2 separate regions of the Mus musculus genome follow, and region 2 is linked to region 1. A link is a loop called in an ENCODE intact Hi-C map of the cell type or tissue named here. Cell type or tissue: left cerebral cortex. All regions are shown on one strand. Each heading gives the region's core, and the rest is flanking DNA. Links, peaks and the distances in the headings are about the cores only. Region 1 holds the start of Atp13a4 (ATPase type 13A4). Region 2 overlaps Atp13a4 (ATPase type 13A4).

Region 1 (8,346 bases), core at 226-8,225:
TGAATGAGTGAGAGAATATAATAAAGCATCATAGAAAGTTTGTGTGGTATGGTTAATTAACTCTGCACAATAGGATGTTTATACTTGGGAATGAATGAAAGCTTCGGGAGATTGTTGATCAGTTGGGTTTTTTTTTTTTTAAGTAACATCAATTTTCTAGCTTTAATTTTTAATTACTCAAAGCAGTTCCATTTCTGAGCCCCGCCGCCTCTTTGGTTTTTTTTGTTTGTTTGTTTGTTTTTTTGTTTTGTTTTGTTTTGTTTTGTTTTTTTTCCTTCAGAATGTAAAACTGCAGGTGAATGGAGCTGTCACAGCCAACCAGTGCCACAGTTCTGGCCCAGAGACTGTGCTTGATTTGGGAAGGCCATGGAAAGGCTGCTCGGGCAGGATCCCTGCCCTCCAGAACTGATTAAATCCCACTCCTCCCAGGTTTATATCAAAGATGAGTTTGCTTCATGGGAGTTCTGCCGCAAAGAATCGAGAATAAAGACATCAGACTTGGCCAGTGGCCCAGCTTCCTGAACATTTCAACTGACAAAATGTCTCAGCCTGAGCACAATTCCTCCACTATGCAATCTGCGGGCCTTACTAGTTAACATTGGCAAGCATCTCAGAGGTGCTCGGGAAGCATAATAAGTGAGTAGCCACGAAGCCGGGGCGGGGGAGGGGCTCCTTGCTCCTGGATGTGAGAGAAGAAAATAAGAGACATCAGAGCGAGCTAACTCATTGTCGAGGACACACCGCCCCAACTCACGGTGATGACACAGGACTATTGCCAGTGTGGGTGAGCCCACGAGCCACCTACCACCACTCAGGTGACTTGGAATAGTAGCGTGTAGCCAGCCACTTAGAAATGATATAGAAGTTGAAAAAGAGTCTCTAGTGTTTCCATATTCTCTAGTCTTTAGTTTCTCACTACTTAATAATTAACTGTGTTAAATATTTGCCAGCACACCACCAAACACATTGCCCTGGTGCCCTCCTTTGCTTTCTCATACACTGTTGGACATTATTCACTTATATGTAGTAGGCATCATGGTGAGAACAAAACAATCACGTTCTCTTAGTTAAGAATGTATATGTGTTAGGTTAAAAGTTTGACACATCAGTAACAAAAGGAGCCCTAGGTAGAAAGCACAAATGCCAATCAACATGTTTAACTTCGTCATGGAAATGCAAAATGAATACAGGCATCAAACATCATTTTCCAAAGTAAATGAGGTAAAATTAAAAAGTATTATTTGAGGTTAGAGGTAGGGAAGAGATGTATCCATAAAAGGGGATTGCTACTTGGAGTATAAATTCACAGCACAACTTTTAGAGAGAAATGGAGTATTCGGTTTCAAATGTTATGTGTCAAAAGTTAAACTGTACATCTCCTCTAGTGCTGCAACATTATTTCAGAGCATTCGTTCTCAGGAAATACTTGGAAGAATATCCCCCCCCCAAAAAAAACCTAATGTTGTTTATCACAGCCAACACAAAATCAAGAATAACAAGTATACAACCTGGGAGATGGAGCGCAATTCATACAGACACAACTCAAAGGCTGTAGTAGCCATGCAGTGCTGGCACAATTCATACAAACATAACTCAAAGGCTGTAGTAGCCATGCAGTGGTGTATCAAAAGGAAAGATGTTCACCCTACATCTATCTTCAGCTCTCACAAGAAGAGGTAGCCTTCAAAAGAGAGTACAGATTCCAATGAGAAAACAATGTGTTTTGGGAATGTGCTAGCAGGACCAGGATGGAAGGCCTGCAGTTATGTGCAGAATTCTGTAGCACAAACTCTAGCAATATTTTTCATTTCAGTGTAGAAATGTGCCATCACAAGGTATACAGTTGCACAGTAGCCCATTACCCAGTATTTCCATACTCCAGGAACAATGTGCAGAATTTGAAGAATATAAATAGTATTAAAATACACTATAATCATTAGAATGATGTGGTTTTATGAATACATTGTAGAAGTCTGGAAAAGAGTCACCGACAGGGTAGTATTAATCATATTCGGATGTAAACCAATGAATCATATCTTTTTTTTTTGTTCTTCTGAGTTCCTGTCTCAATATTTTCACACACACAAAACACATCATCTTTATAATCAGAAAAATAGTCAAGTATTTGTTTCTATACATGCTAAAAATATAGGAGCAAATTCAGGATTCATCACTTTTCCAAAACTTGCTATAATAAAATAGGTCTCTAGAAGGAGTGATTTCATTAATGTGATCAACGATTGGATCAGTTAATCCGTATCGTTGTCAGTCGTGCATGAGGAGATGAACAGTAACACTTCTAAGTCATTTCAGAAGAGAAATGCACAACACAACACTGGAATTCATGGGATGGGAACTCCCTGGAGATCTGATAGTCTCACTTCACAAAATAGAAACATCCCACAGGGAGCCCTACAAGGCAGGTACAATACAACATTAGCTTCTCCATTTATAAAAAATCTCCACAGAAAACAGAAATATGTATTTATATTGTCATTAATATAAAAAGGGAGCTCATTACAGTGAAACAGCATTCATTCAGTGGTGTAAGGCTCCTACCTTTGTTTAACAGTAACAGCTCATGAGCCCCCAAAATCATTCCTGCTCAAAACATTTCCACATTGATGCTCTCAGTTAGTCCTCCTAGAACCCCGTGAGACAGATAGGCTAGAAAGGACCACTCCTTTTTTATAGATAAGGAAACTGAGGCTTGAACAGACAAGTGGCTAGTCCAAGGCCAGAGCAGGAACTCTAGACCCCGTTGGAGGCCTTTCTAGCAGTGTCTGGTTAAGCTTTCTCTAATGGACACTTTCTTATCCTCTGGCAGGGTTTTCCTTCCTTCGGTGTCTTATTTTTGCTTGATGGCAATATTCAGGTAACCTACAATTGCTCTATAGCTCCTGCTTCTTCAGTTCTAGACTGAAAGATAATTCTAGCCATTCTCAGTTCTTTTATATGAGAGCTAAATCCCAGATTGTTAAGTTTGTATTGAAATTTGAAGCCATTTCTATCATTAGAAGAATTACAGTTGGAAATACCCACATTTGTGGTGTTACAAAGAATCTGCAAACACTTTGGTATGTCACATTTTTAGACAACGTTAGCTTTCTAAAAGGGATTAGCTTACAAGTCAGAGGAGACAAATCTACTAAGCAAATAAATGTAAAATCTATAAAACAGCAAACCTTAGGGGAGCTAAGATCAGACATTCTCCTTAGCCTTACTTTCTTAGGAGAAGAAATATGTTCTATTAAAAATATAGTGTCCCCAGTAAGAAAAAGGCATCAGTGGACAGCTTTCAGACACAGAGACACAGGTCAACCTACTTAGCCTAACATATGCGATGCTCCAGCTCTTAGACTGCGGCAACCTTGGATAAGTGCCTTGGAAATGCCTCTCCTCATCAACCCCACCGGGCTATGGTGGAAACTAAATAACCATGAAAACACATTGTATACCATCACGCAAAACAAAAATAAATGATAGATAGATAGATAGATAGATAGATAGATAGATAGATAGATAGATAGATAGATAGATAGGTAGATAGGTAGATAGGTAGATAGATAGATAAACAGACAGATAGATATGATACACAACTTTTGAAGTTTACCACCACAAGAGAGGACCAGTGTAGCAAGAAACACAGTGCAGTACCAGGCAGGTAGCCAGGATTCAGCAGTCGTCGTAACAGGACAAGGAGCGAATACTAATGCTGCACCTCTGCTGAGCCTACTCAGATTTGGTGAGTCAAATCTGTCCCTTCCCCATCCAAGGCACTCAACTGAGCCTCCAGCTGAATACAAAACCGGGCTGACCCCTGATGTCGTTGGTGGTTCTGTAACAAAGATGAACTAGTATAGTAGCAAGACTGCCTCACCTAGAGCATTCATTAGGCTAGGGAGGAGGGAGCAAGCCTTCAAGAATATAGGAGACTCATAATGGTATTTCAGATAAGATGAAGAGAGAGGGGAAAGTATGTGATTACAAATGAGAAAGGAAGAGAGCATGCAAGAAGTCCCTGCCTTCTGGTAAATGCATTCAACATTAGGACCCAACTTCAGTCTCTCAAGGAAATACTTAGGAAGCATGAGTCAACATGAGGCCAGGAAGTCATTTGTGGTGACATTTGGTTAGAGTCTTGAAAGCAACTGTTATTGATAGTTACATCTGAAAGAAGGAAAGACAAGGTTAAGAAAGCCAGCTGAATTAAGGCACCCATTAGTCCTTTATAATATTTTTTTCCAGAGCTTTGATAGATGGGATCTATTCCAGAATGTCAAAAAGAAAAAAAAAAAGTTGTTGCTATAGAAACAGGTAAGCAGATTAAACTTGAAAGACCAGTTTTAGAACAAAGAATTTAATAGTCAGGACTTGAGCAATTAACCAAGAAAACATTTCAAGTAAATATCTTTCGGGTTTGTTATTTGTATATTAATTCGAGGAAGGTAAAATGCTATTATAGAGAGAGCTTCACACTCTCACATTTTAATTGCATCATTACTGGCATAAGGCTATGCTTACACAATTAGCACAAAGACCTTATTACACAGAACTGCACATCTCTGACTCTCTCTTGATTACATTGTAATTGAGAAATATCACTTTGGATTCACCAAGAACAGACTCATCTTTGGTTTTCTTACAGAGCTCAAGATTCCGGGGAACGTCTCAAATGAAACAGATGATGAAGCTCGCAGTTTTCTGCAACCAGTCCCTACAGCAGTGACTCTTTTGATGAAATGAAATGAGTGGAGGCTGATAATTGTTAATATTTGTGTTATGTGTCTTCCCTTCTGAGCAGTCCCAACAAGATTGTGAGAAGCAAAGACCCAGCATGCAGCTGCCTTGACTTTCGCGTTCAGTTCTTCCACCCAGAGAAAACTCTAGTCTTCTCACAGACCTGTTGAAATGGGAGTTATGGACATAACTTCCCATACAGTCAGAGACTCAAAACTTAATCACCAGACAACTCTGTGTTCCTCTCCCCTTCTGTCTTACTTCCAATGAAAACAATCTTGATGAAAATGAATACAATGTGTTCATTCTACCAAATTCATGCTGTCAGGAGTTACATTCACGGGACAGGAAGGTTGCTTGAATATTATCTCTTCTTATATAATTCCAGAGTCAACATTCAATGAAGTATGGGAATGAGTTCACGCGTGTGTGTGTGCGAAGCTAGGGAAAGGAGATGAGAAGAAGGGGCTGGGAACTTACCATCTCATTCTCGTCCCCTTCATTGAGTAAAGCATGCTGGCTCTTCTCAAGGTGGTCACCCATGGAAACACGCTCCACTCCTGCTCCCTGACCCTTGTGTGCAGCCGCTTTCAGGACCCACTCCAGAGACGCCTCCGGACCGCTGGATGAAAGAGTTAATGATCTTCCAGGTTAAAAACTCCTTGAGCACACACCTTCTTTCAGCAAATGACAATATTTAGCGAAGTGGACTCCTCCCCCGGGGCACTTTGTGCCAGGAGGAATTTCTGGCTGCTCCTTGCTTCTGCATTCTCTCAAAGCAGCTGTCTCAGAGGAAGCCGCTCCCATGCCGATCTTTTTGTACCCAACTTACAGGGGAAAACACTCTTTGCCTGCCCACAGCCTGCCAGCGTAAGGCATCTGACTGCAAATCCAGCAAGACAATGCGGTGTTGGCAGGACCCTCTGCAGAAGCGGGCTCAAGAACTCCCAGGTCGCTGTTTTATTCCCAGAAGCTGGGGAAACAGGACAAACAGAGCTAGGATTTTCATTTGCTTAGTTGGAGTCCCCAGTCCATAGGGTTTTAGTACAGGTCTCATTCGTTTTGTTTACAAATGATACAGATTATTCATAATCCACCTCGACAGATATTTATAATCTCATTTGCTTTTTCCACACACAAAGTATTCTACTTAATGTGTGCATAGAATTAGGCTTGCTATTCTTGAAAAAACGTATACTAAAGCCATAGAAGTATAATCAACCTATTCCAGGCTTCTTTTTTAGCTCAAATGTTCGTGAATAAACACTTACAATTGCCCAGAAACAAAATATTTAAGTGAACAAACAAAAAAAAAAAATTGGGGAAGGGGACATTTGTTTGATTTTTTTATTTTATGTATATAGATGTTCTGCCTGTATGTATGTCTATGCACCGTGTGTGCCCGGTGCCCAGTGCCCGGTGCCCGGTGCCCGGTGCCCGGTGCCCTCAGCAGACAGAAGATCCTGTAGAACTGTAATTATAGATGGTGCATGTGAGCCACCATTTGTGTGCTGGGAATCAAACCCAGGTTTTCTGGAGAAACAGCAAGTGCTCTTAACCACTGAGCCATCTCCCCAGCCTCTCAAATTCAAGGTTGTTGTTTGTTTTTTTTTAATTTACACACAAGTTGTGCAAAAATTAGTTTTATCATAGAAAGATAAAATGACAAAGTCACAATTGTTATTCTGGGGCTGATGTAAGGACTCAAATACATAATAAGTCTACTAGGAGGTGCACTTTTATCCTGCAAGCTGGTCTGAGATAACTGTGGGGAGTCCCTGTGTAGAGAAGCAGAAGTGGAGAACTCTCAGCCACGCGTCTCTGAGCCAGTCTTGTTGTATAGTCGTTGATCTACAAGAGCTGACTTTGGCTTGCCCGGAAATACCTGGAAGGACCATTGAGGGAGGGAGTGTGGAGCTGGGAAGGTGTGCTGACAGCACTAACCAAGGGCTCTCACCATGTTTAAACGTTGGTTTTAGCCTCAGTCGGCACACTGGTTAAGGACACGTACTTCAAAGTTGGAGGACTTGGCTTCGAATTTGGGTTTGACCAAGTGTCATCTTTGCGACCTTGTGATACAGCAGGCTACATAGTATCCAATGACCTCTATCTGCTTACATGTTATGTAAGAAAAATGACACTAAAATCTCCCTTGGAGCTATGTTTTGAGGAACAGTGCCCGGGAAGATAGATGTTCAGTATAGGGTAGTGACTGTCCACACACTGTCCCTTCCAGCTAAGTGAAGAGATGGCACTGATCTGACCAGCTTAACACAAGTAACCCAGAGAGATTGAGATTGAGATTGTGAAAAAAAGAACACACACATACATACATACACACACACACCAGAGAGATGGAGGAGGGAGGGAGAGAGAAAGAGAGAGGTCTTGAGCAAATGACAAAAATAAATAAATAAAAAGCAAGCTAAGAAAATTCATTGTAACAGAAATCATGTATATAAATATCTGTGTGTGTGTGTGTGTGTGTGTGTGTGTGTGTGTGTGTGTAGGTATAGTGTGTAGTTCTTAGAAATTCCAAAAACTATAAGTATCATTTAACCAAATAATAAAAGTGAAATTAATATTTTTATCACAAGGTTAATATATGAATAGTATGAAGTTTCTTTTTAGAGATAATGAAAACTGTCAGAATTAGTGACGTGCATCTTTGTGAATAGCCCACAATTCACTGGTTTGTATTTTGGGGTTTTTGGTTTTTTTTTTTTTTTTTTTTTTGGTTTTTGGTTTTTTTCGTTTTTTTTCAAGACAGAGTTTCTCTGTGTAGCCCTGGCTGTCTTGGAACTCACTTTGTAGACCAGGCTGGCCTCAAACTCAGAAATCCACCTGCCTCTGCCTCCCAAGTGCTGGGATTAAAGGCGTGCACCACCATGTCCAGCTCACTTGTTTGTATTTTAACAAGCAACCATTTAGTATATTTAGCAAAGGAAATAATAATAAAAAAAATTTTCCATCTCATCTTAACTTTACCAGGACAGCAATGTTTCTCTAGGTTACTTTAGAGCATCCAAAGTGTTCTGCAAGAAGTGTTGGGCTTTCATGACCTGGAGAGCCTCTCTTTGGACAGAGCATTTGAGAAAGGCCTATAAAGTGGGCTGAGGAGATGTGAGGTCAAGGGCAGGAAGAGGGTCATGGGTAGAAGCCCTTGGAGTGAGAAATCCATGGTCCAGAGAGACACAGCGTCTTGTTCAGAGCAGCCTCCTCCTCTTTCACTGCCCATAGGCTGGATGTGAGGGGAAAAAAATGTGCCAGGAAACACAGATAAGCCATCTTATGCAGGTTTTGAACACCAGACCTGGGTCTGAATTTAACTCAGTGAACAATGATAACATAAATATATATAGTTTGTTCTGCCAGCCTGTGTTGTAGGAGTGGTTACAATTACATAATGCTGGAAGCAACTGGGCCCAATCATGTAAGGTTGGCACAACCCATGGCTGAAGAAGAATAAAACTTCTTCTCGACTATCAGGATAATATTTTGTATCTTTCATTTTATGTAATTTTGCATAAGTTATATTCCTATTTGTACTTTAATTTGTGGAGGGAAAAACTGACCTTTGAAAGTTAAATCTTTTGTGGAAACAAA
Region 2 (8,346 bases), core at 44-8,043, 67 kb before region 1:
CAAGATGGTGCAGTTTTACAGATTGCTGCAAAAAGAAGGAAAACAGACATTTATCTGTTTAATTATATACCTCGGATCGGATATTGCTCAGTATGGTGCTAGCTAAACATGGAGGACTTTAGGCTGCCAGCTGAAGATCCTGGGTAGGAACAGAGGGTTGAGTAACCTGTCACTCAGTGAAAAGGATCTCTGACCAGCAGTTGGAGTTGTGGTCTATAGCACAAAAATTTCCATGAGTGGTCGTCCCAGTAGTTATTTGTTCTGATAAATGAACTACACTGAGAGTAACTCAAGGCAAAGACACAAAAATAAATAAATGTTTTATTCCACATTTAGTAAGAAAGTATTGTGTGAATGACCTTCTAACTTGTTCTGGGGTATTAATTTTTCCCATAATTCCAGGTGTTTGTTTTTTATTCTACGATCATTATTAGCAATATGCCCTAAAGGGACAGGCTCACAAGGCTCCACTTCTTCTTGAGGGACTGTGAGAAGTTAATGGTTGCTAAAAGAGAGAGTGTGATCTTCTTCAGTGGTATAGTAACTGGTTAAGTTGACCATGGTCAAGAAAATAACTCCTAATTCATGCTTATGTAGCTAACCCTAATTAAACTCAATGGGTCACACACACACAACCATCAAAGTAGTAGAGGGTCTTGTTAGGAAGAAGGGTTTCAGTGGGATAGGAGAGAGAATGAGTGAGAGTAATGGGGAAGAGTAAATGTATATATATATATATATATATATATAGAGAGAGAGAGAGAGAGAGAGAGAGAGAGAGAGAGAGAGACCAATTGTCATAGAATTGTCATAGTTATATTAAATTGTCAAAGACTTTTCAAAAGACACTCCCTGAATTATTATTTACAAATCTGGAAAAGGTACCAAAGAACATTTAGTGCAATAAAATAATGTCAAATAGTATTATGCTACTAACTCATCCTTTTGTTCACTTGTAAATTCACTCAACCAACATTTATTAAGCAGTTTTTTCTATACCTAAGGCTATATGTTAAGAACTTAGGCAGAATGGAAAACAACAGAAATATGACTGATAATTGTCAATCAAAGCAATATATTTTAATCAAGTAGTTATATAAATAAATGTTTACAAAGAATAAGCTACCCCCATGTTTCTATGTAATATTAGTCACTACAAATGGAAAGTGTGAAACCATGTATGTAAAGATTCTCAATGCAGTTTTGCTTTAAAAGCAAAAAACTAGGAACCAACTAAGAATCTGCCAGTAGTCAAAATAGTCAGCACATAGTTATAAAACTACTTCAGATCTAAAGAAAGTATCTGTACCAATACAGAACAATACTAGAGACATATTCAGTTAAAATGCAACTGCAAAATAGAGTACAGGGAACACTTTCATTCTGTGAAATGTGTGTGTGTTGTGTGTGTGTGTGTGTGTGTGTGTGTGTGTGTGTGTGTGTGTGTGTGTGTGATTAATGTTGCTAAAGTATAAAGAAGAGCTGGACCTAGTAAGTCCTAAAAGTCTGGCTGATTCTTTCTAGTGATTCTTTCAATGTAAAGGATCTTTCTGCTTTAAATATATATTAACATATTCATATGTTGTTCCTTGTACAAGAGAAAGTGGCTAGTTAATTTTTAAATTGAAATAAATTCAAATTACCTATCAGCTTTAGAATTGTATTGGTATCCTTAACAAAAGTTGTCTAGATGGAAACGTGAAAGAAATCATGTCAGCAGGCAAAGAGTGAAAGAAAGGCATTCAGATCCTGAGAGTGGGTGTAAAGAATCAAGCTGTATAATAAAAGGAAGAAGGAAGCTGCGGCAGCCACTGGAGGTGTGTGCAGAACAAAGAGAAAATGCTCCTTTGTGTTTAAGTTTTTTGAAGCTTGCAAATGCTAAACACTGATGGCCAAGCTCTTATGAAGAGGCAGAGAGAAGAGTCACTTGTGGATTGCATGACCACCCAAAAAAGGTAGAGCGGGTATCTGGGGGCACAAGCAGATGATATCTTAGGGCCTTTCCTCCGCTGTGATGATCGGGAAGGAAAGCCAGGCCTGAAGAGGACAGAGCATTTGGCAATAGAGAGGGAGGAGTTGAGCAAATTTCATACGAGGCTCTGTTTTGTGAAATAACTTGTGAGATTATCTGATGAGAAATCAAAGATGGAAGATAGGCATTTCTAAAGAAAGATGGCTTAAAACACATACTTGCATCCTCATAGAGTGGGAGAACGCCTTGATCTGAGATGCACAAGACTTGCCAGGAAGAGGATGACACGGACTCATATGTGATCCACCCATCAGTTCTATGTGGTTTTTCTCCCAGCAGCACCTAGACCCCCTGCTACAAGTGTAAGGAAACCCAAGAGCTGAACTAGAGCTTTGATAGATGGACACCAAACAAACGAAAAGGTCAAGGAACCCCTAGTAAGCAGAGGATCCTCCATCTTCTGAAGGACTGGGATATGCGGGAAGGGAAAGGTGTCACCCGCTGAGCAGCGGCAATTGTGTTCTTCTTTCATAACCATGTGTTTGTTTGACATGGACCGGGCGATCCTATTTCAAGGTTCTTGCCTAAGAACAAGCCAACGAAGCCCGCCATGGGATCTAGGGAAGCTCACCTGTCTGAGGTCATACACGGTCAAAGCTATGGAAATGACAGACATGAGGATGATGGCAAGAGCATATTCCTTGTAATCTTCACTGAACCACAAACAGACGCTGAAGAGTTGAAAGATGTAAAATGGATTCAGAACCTGTTAGCAGACGTAAAGACAGGAAGACAAGAATGGCTTTTGGGCTTGACACATGGCTGTTCGCTGACTTGTTTTCATAATTAGCATCGTGATATCAATCACCCCACACAATAGGCTCTGCTTCTTGTTGTTGTATTTCATCAGCAATTTCCAAGACACAGCTATGAATGTCATGGAGCCAAAAAAGTCTAAGCCTTTAAAGTGTTCTGATCCCCCAGAGCACTTAGTTTAATCACGGCTGCACTTAGCAATCTACAAAGTTGTGCTTGACATGTCACTGGGTTAAGCATCTGAGTAATGGGCCAAGAGTAGATGTTATCATCCCCCATTTACACTTCCTGAACTTCAGAAAATTGACATACTCAGCTTTACAGAATTGAACTACTTTAATCTGCTATCCCCTCTTCCATATAATACCATTAAAGAACTTTTCATTAATGGATGAGTGCAAGACCGGACTTTTCCATAAGTGGACAGCTAAGCCTACATGGCATGTTGTAACCACACGTCTTCTTCAATGGGAGGCAGCAGACATCGACACCAACAGTTGTATTCCTGGTATAGCTTAAAGCGTGATGTGCTTTTCCTCATATTCACCGTAGATGCTCACAGGGACAGGAATCCTGGCTCCTGGCTAGGGAAGAAGCTCCCAGAACCTTTCCCAACCAATTTGCTTTGCATTCAGCCATCCTTAAACGTGTTTAGAAATATTGAGAATGTATCTTGAATTTAGGAAGCCTTTCTAAGGCAAAGATGAAGGGAAATTGAATACCAGAAATACACAGAGGGCTGCTATATGGCTTAACACTAATAAATCCAACAAAAAAGTACAAGAGGACATTTTTAACTTAGTGCATGATGGGTAAGCCATTCATTCATGCTCTCTCTCTCTCTCTCTCTCTCTCTCTCTCTCTCTCTCTCTCCCTCTCTCTCTCCCTCTCTCTCTCTCTCTCCACACACACGCATACACACACACACACATACACACATATCCGCACACACTGAGATGAGTAGACCATAAAAAAGCTAAATAAATGTGGTTTTCTCTTTCCAGTTTTGAATGCTGAGGTAACTATATATATTGAGGAAGAAATTGATCCCCTTTCTTAAACAAACGTGATTTTAGTTTCACGGAATTAGAATGAGCTAAGCAGTATAGTATTTTAAGAAAGGAGAAAACCCCAGCATTTATCCAAGTCACCAGATAAGAAGAGGACACCTGAGTGTCGCAGCATTGCAGTTGTGCAATGTGCACACAGGGCACATAGCACATCCAGACAGTGTGCTTGGCGTCCTCTTAAAGGGTCAGGTAAATTACAGTCACTTATTAACAAGGAGCATCTCCAACTGGTCAGGCCACAGAGTCATCATTTTCTATCCAACATCCCCGCCAAATACTGAAGAAATTACCTCCTTGATGAGCAGTTTCCAAATAGGTGTGATTTCAACATCAATAGCATTAGGCCCACATATTAACCTCCTACAGGGAGAAACCACAGATTGATCGCTCAGTCACCGCAGTGAAAGAAAACTCATCTCCTGCACATTCACAGAAAAGGTATATTCCATATTCTCTTTTGCACTTCTAGGGCCAAAGGATCTCTTGTCACAAGACACCCTCATATGTTTCAAAGTCACTAAGGAGTGGGAGGGGTCCCAGGAGCAAACTAGTAGACTGGGTCATGTTGTTTCCATTGAACTATACTCCCTGAGACCTAAATATTTCCCTCAGTGGTACCTTTGGTTTCTAATATTATCTACCCTCTCTTCAATACTTTCAGAACTCAGATGTCCTCTGCTCTGTGCCTCATCACTATAGGTCCAAGGAAATGAAATGAAGATATCTTGAAAGTTGATTTTTTTTAAGTGACAGGGAAATACAGTATCGATTGTTTCTCCTCATATCCAGGAGTTCTTTAAGGCTGAATATTTATTTTAATGGGAGCAGAAAAGTCCTTGATTCTCAGAAAAAGCTCAACATACAGAATCATACATCCCACTAACTGCAAGTCCCTGAGTTGTGTTGCTTTGATTATGCAGAGATATGGCACCTTATGAATTCTTTTCTTGTGGGGAATACTAACCATTCTCTGTGCCTTCCCCTCAGACTCTCAGATAAAATGGCTATTCAAATGCACAGGCTATGGTCCTCTATTTTTATGTAAACAAGGCTAATTTAGGACATCTCATTAAAATGAAGACTTGCTTTAGTAGAGGTAAGGGGCATGCTGAGACTGCTTTTCTTATAAGCATGCAAGTAATACTAACTGCAATGCTCTGCATCTCTTCTGAGCAACAGAAATCGGTCTCTGTCCCTCCTCTTTTAAGATGGTGGTGGTGTGTGTGTGTGTGTGTGTGTGTCTGTGTCTGTGTCTGTGTCTGTGTTTGTCTGTGTGTGTGTGTGTCTGTGTTTGTCTGTGTGTGTGTGTGTTTGTCTGTGTGTGTGTGTGTGTGTGTGTGTGAATGTCTGTGCCTCTATATGTGTATCTGTGTGTGCCTCTGTGTGTGTGTTTATGTGTGTGTATGCATGTGCACAAGTGCCCACAGAGGCCAGAAGAGAACATTGGATCCCCTGGAACTGAAGTTACCTGAAGAGTCTGAAATTGGTTCTCATAGCCAAACTCAGGTCATCTGGAAGAGCAGCAAGTGCTCTTAGTGGCCAAGCCATCTTTGCAACCGCTTTCAGTTCCTATTATGACTAGAATATTAAGACCCAAATGGAAAGATACTTATTCAATCAAAACCACGCAGATTCCGGACAGCCAAGTGCCCTCTCTGAACCTTGTTTCTGGGTCTAGTGATTGATATGGAATTGTGGAACATCCTGCATGGCATTGATCCAAAGCACTTGTAAATGCTGTTCTATGAAGCTAAGTTAGTGTGTGTGTGTGTGTGTGTGTGTGTGTGTGTGTGTGTGTGTGTCTGCATGCACATGTGTGTATATGTGTGTATGTGTGTGCATGTGTGTGTTTGTACACCTGCCATGTGTACATGTATGTGTGAGTGTGTGTGTTTGTACATATGTGCCTGCCATACATACCTGCATATATGTATGTGTGTGTGTGTGTGTGTGTGTGTGTGTGTGAGAGTGAGTGAGTGTGTATATATTGCATCTTTATGACCTTATTCAAGCTATTAAATCCCCCTGAGCCTCACACTGCACTCTTCTCTGTTAGGCTGGTGGACATATTTGTTCTACCTGTTAACCCCATCAAATTGCTCTACAGATATGTGAGGTCATGCATGGGACACACTAAATAGATCACTGCAACCCTTTCTCGTATTGGTGAATTAAGACTGCATACTGGATTATCTGGTTAATAATTACAGCCCTTTTGAGCTAAAGCCACAGTGAATCTAGTACCTGATCTCTTGTTCCTCTGAAGTCAGACCTAATCCAAATTTCTGATGTATCTTTGCAGAACTGAGCCAGTCTTCCAGGGAGCTAAAACAACAATGACGAAAGAATCTAATAGCAGCCGTATTTCCAAGATAACACTTTTCTTCTTAGGATACACTTGTCGAAGCACTTACCCAATTTTCTGAAACTGTCCTTCCAAATTATTCCAAACATATCGTATTTTCTGCACTTTTATGTATCTCACCTACAATAAAGAAAAAAGTATTAAGTGACTCTCAAGTTTAAAGATCGGAGAACACAGCAACTTGGGGTCTAAGGAGACATTTGTGGAAGAAGCAAAGATAGAGTCAGAGATCCTTCTTAAAATTTTCTATACATATATCCCAGCACTTGGGAGGCAGAGGCAGGCAGATTTCTGAGTTCGAGGCCAGCCTGGTCTACAAAGTGAGTTCCAGGACAGCCAGGGCTATACAGATAAACCCTGTCTCGAACCCCCCGCCCAAAAAAATTTCTCTTCCCCTAACCTTCCATTCTATTCTCCTCAATTACATGAAAAAAAAATCTATTAGAAGTCATCATCTGGTCAGTGTGTTTCAACATTTTACTACCTTACAAACTAATGAAGGAAACAAAACATTACAAAATAAAACTTAAGTTTCATAGTCCAATACATGTAACAAAGAAATAAAATATAATGATGTAAAACGGTTGCCTTAAAAATACCACAGACATGTGGAGAAGGTGAGTGGCTAGAGGCATTGTGGAAGAGGTAACATCAGAAACATAAGACTAAAGGTGAAAGGGATTTTGCTCAGTTGAGGACTGAAAAGAATTAGTCAAAGAGATTGCATGTGGTTAGTCAAAATGGAGGAGACAAGAGAACAGACCTGTTTGACTGCAGAGTGAAGGGCAAGGCTGGGAAACTAAACTATGATAAAGCTGAGCAGACCAGATGCAGGAATGAGGCATGGGCATCCTTGTCTCACAGAGGATGGGTTGTAGAGCAGCCTACAGAAGGCACAATGAAGAACAAGGCAATTCAGGAGAGAGAAGTCGCAGCAAAGTGTACTCCAGTGAGTAGGGCTTTGAGGGCATTGGCAGAGGAAAGAAAAACAGATTCTTGCTTATAACAGTTCTTCTTGCTTACTCCTCCTTCTCTTAAGCATTGTTGCAGTCCTCAGAAGACATAAAGAGAAGCAATGGGGCTCCCAGTCTATGGTGCAGCAACGGTTATAACCTCGGGGTACTTATTAGAAGCATTTAGAGAGCTTTAAAGAATATTGCTACTTGGGTCCCCTGGCCAAGAGATTTAATTTGTTCACAGTTTACTTTGGGCATAAATATTTTTAAATTTCCCTAGGTAATTCTGATGTGCTGTCAAAGTTAAGAAGCACTGTTCAAGGCTGCTGGTTTTGGCAGCTCTATTTCTGACCTTGAGAACTTTTAACTAACTTTCCCTGTGCCGCGGTTTCCCCAGGAATACATTGAAGTAATTGACCAGATTATGTCTAAGTTCCATTCAACTCCTTTATGAATTGTCTAACCAACCATGAGGTAAGTTTTAAAACTGAGAAAAGGCTCTAACTGGTGCAAAATAAAAGTATTCAATACATTTTTGTTAAATACATGACTGCTTTGCAAAGGCACATGTCAACTAGAAGCCTTGCTGAATCATAATTCTACTCTACTCAGTGAGCATACATATCTCTCTCTCTCTCTCTCTCTCTCTCTCTCTCTCTGTGTGTGTGTGTGTGTGTGTGTGTGTGTGTGTGTGTGTGTGTGTGTGTGTGTCTCAATGGAATTCAAGCAAAAGTGCTATATGTTGTAATTTGTAAAAATTCCAATGAGGTTTGTTACAAAAGAAATTATTTGAAAGCCTGTCTATTTCCAATTGATTTTGAGTATGAAATGGTGCAAATTGCCTCTGGGAAAAATCCTTCCTTCATAAACTGTCAAACATAGAAGGAGAGAAAATTTTGAAAGTAACCAACCATGGGCCTTGTTAGCCAACACAGGCCAGGTTGGAACCTTTCGTTTCTTCCTTTACAACTTAAGTTCCTTTTGAGCATCTCCTGAGCCAGCAGGCACAGCTGCAGTCCCTGGATGCTTAGAGTTCATCACACTGGATCTTCAGCCTTCCTCATCTTCCTGAAGAAGGTGAGGTGTTAGGACCACCTTTGCTTCACTCCTTCCTGACAACCGTTTTTGATTATGTCACTCACAGAACAGGAATCACGGCGCCACCTT

The links. Peaks named below come from ENCODE experiments on the same cell type or tissue, not always from the same donor. Only the 100,000 strongest peaks of a DNase experiment are listed, where the experiment ranks them.
Region 2: it touches region 1 in a loop (2.0-fold over the local background); 2 of 42 quality-filtered maps call a loop at or near these places.

Annotation. Positions count from the first base shown.
Region 1 is chr16:29,536,024-29,544,369 of GRCm38, forward strand. Atp13a4 (ATPase type 13A4) reads right to left here and starts at 5,460. Exons shown (of 30, transcript NM_001164612.1): 1 at 5,221-5,460. The coding sequence starts at 5,283. In left cerebral cortex, for the core only: no CTCF peak of the experiment used is centred there; DNase peaks (open chromatin) are centred at 578, 3,688 and 5,548; H3K4me3 peaks cover 1,559 bases; H3K27ac peaks cover 1,258 bases.
Region 2 is chr16:29,469,286-29,477,631 of GRCm38, forward strand. It overlaps Atp13a4 (ATPase type 13A4), which reads right to left. Exons shown (of 30, transcript NM_001164612.1): 4 at 6,273-6,343; 5 at 6,103-6,183; 6 at 4,149-4,218; 7 at 2,604-2,738; 8 at 1-25. Among named protein-coding and RNA genes, the nearest start is that of Atp13a4, 68 kb to the right of the region's middle. In left cerebral cortex, for the core only: no CTCF peak of the experiment used is centred there; no DNase peak of the experiment used is centred there.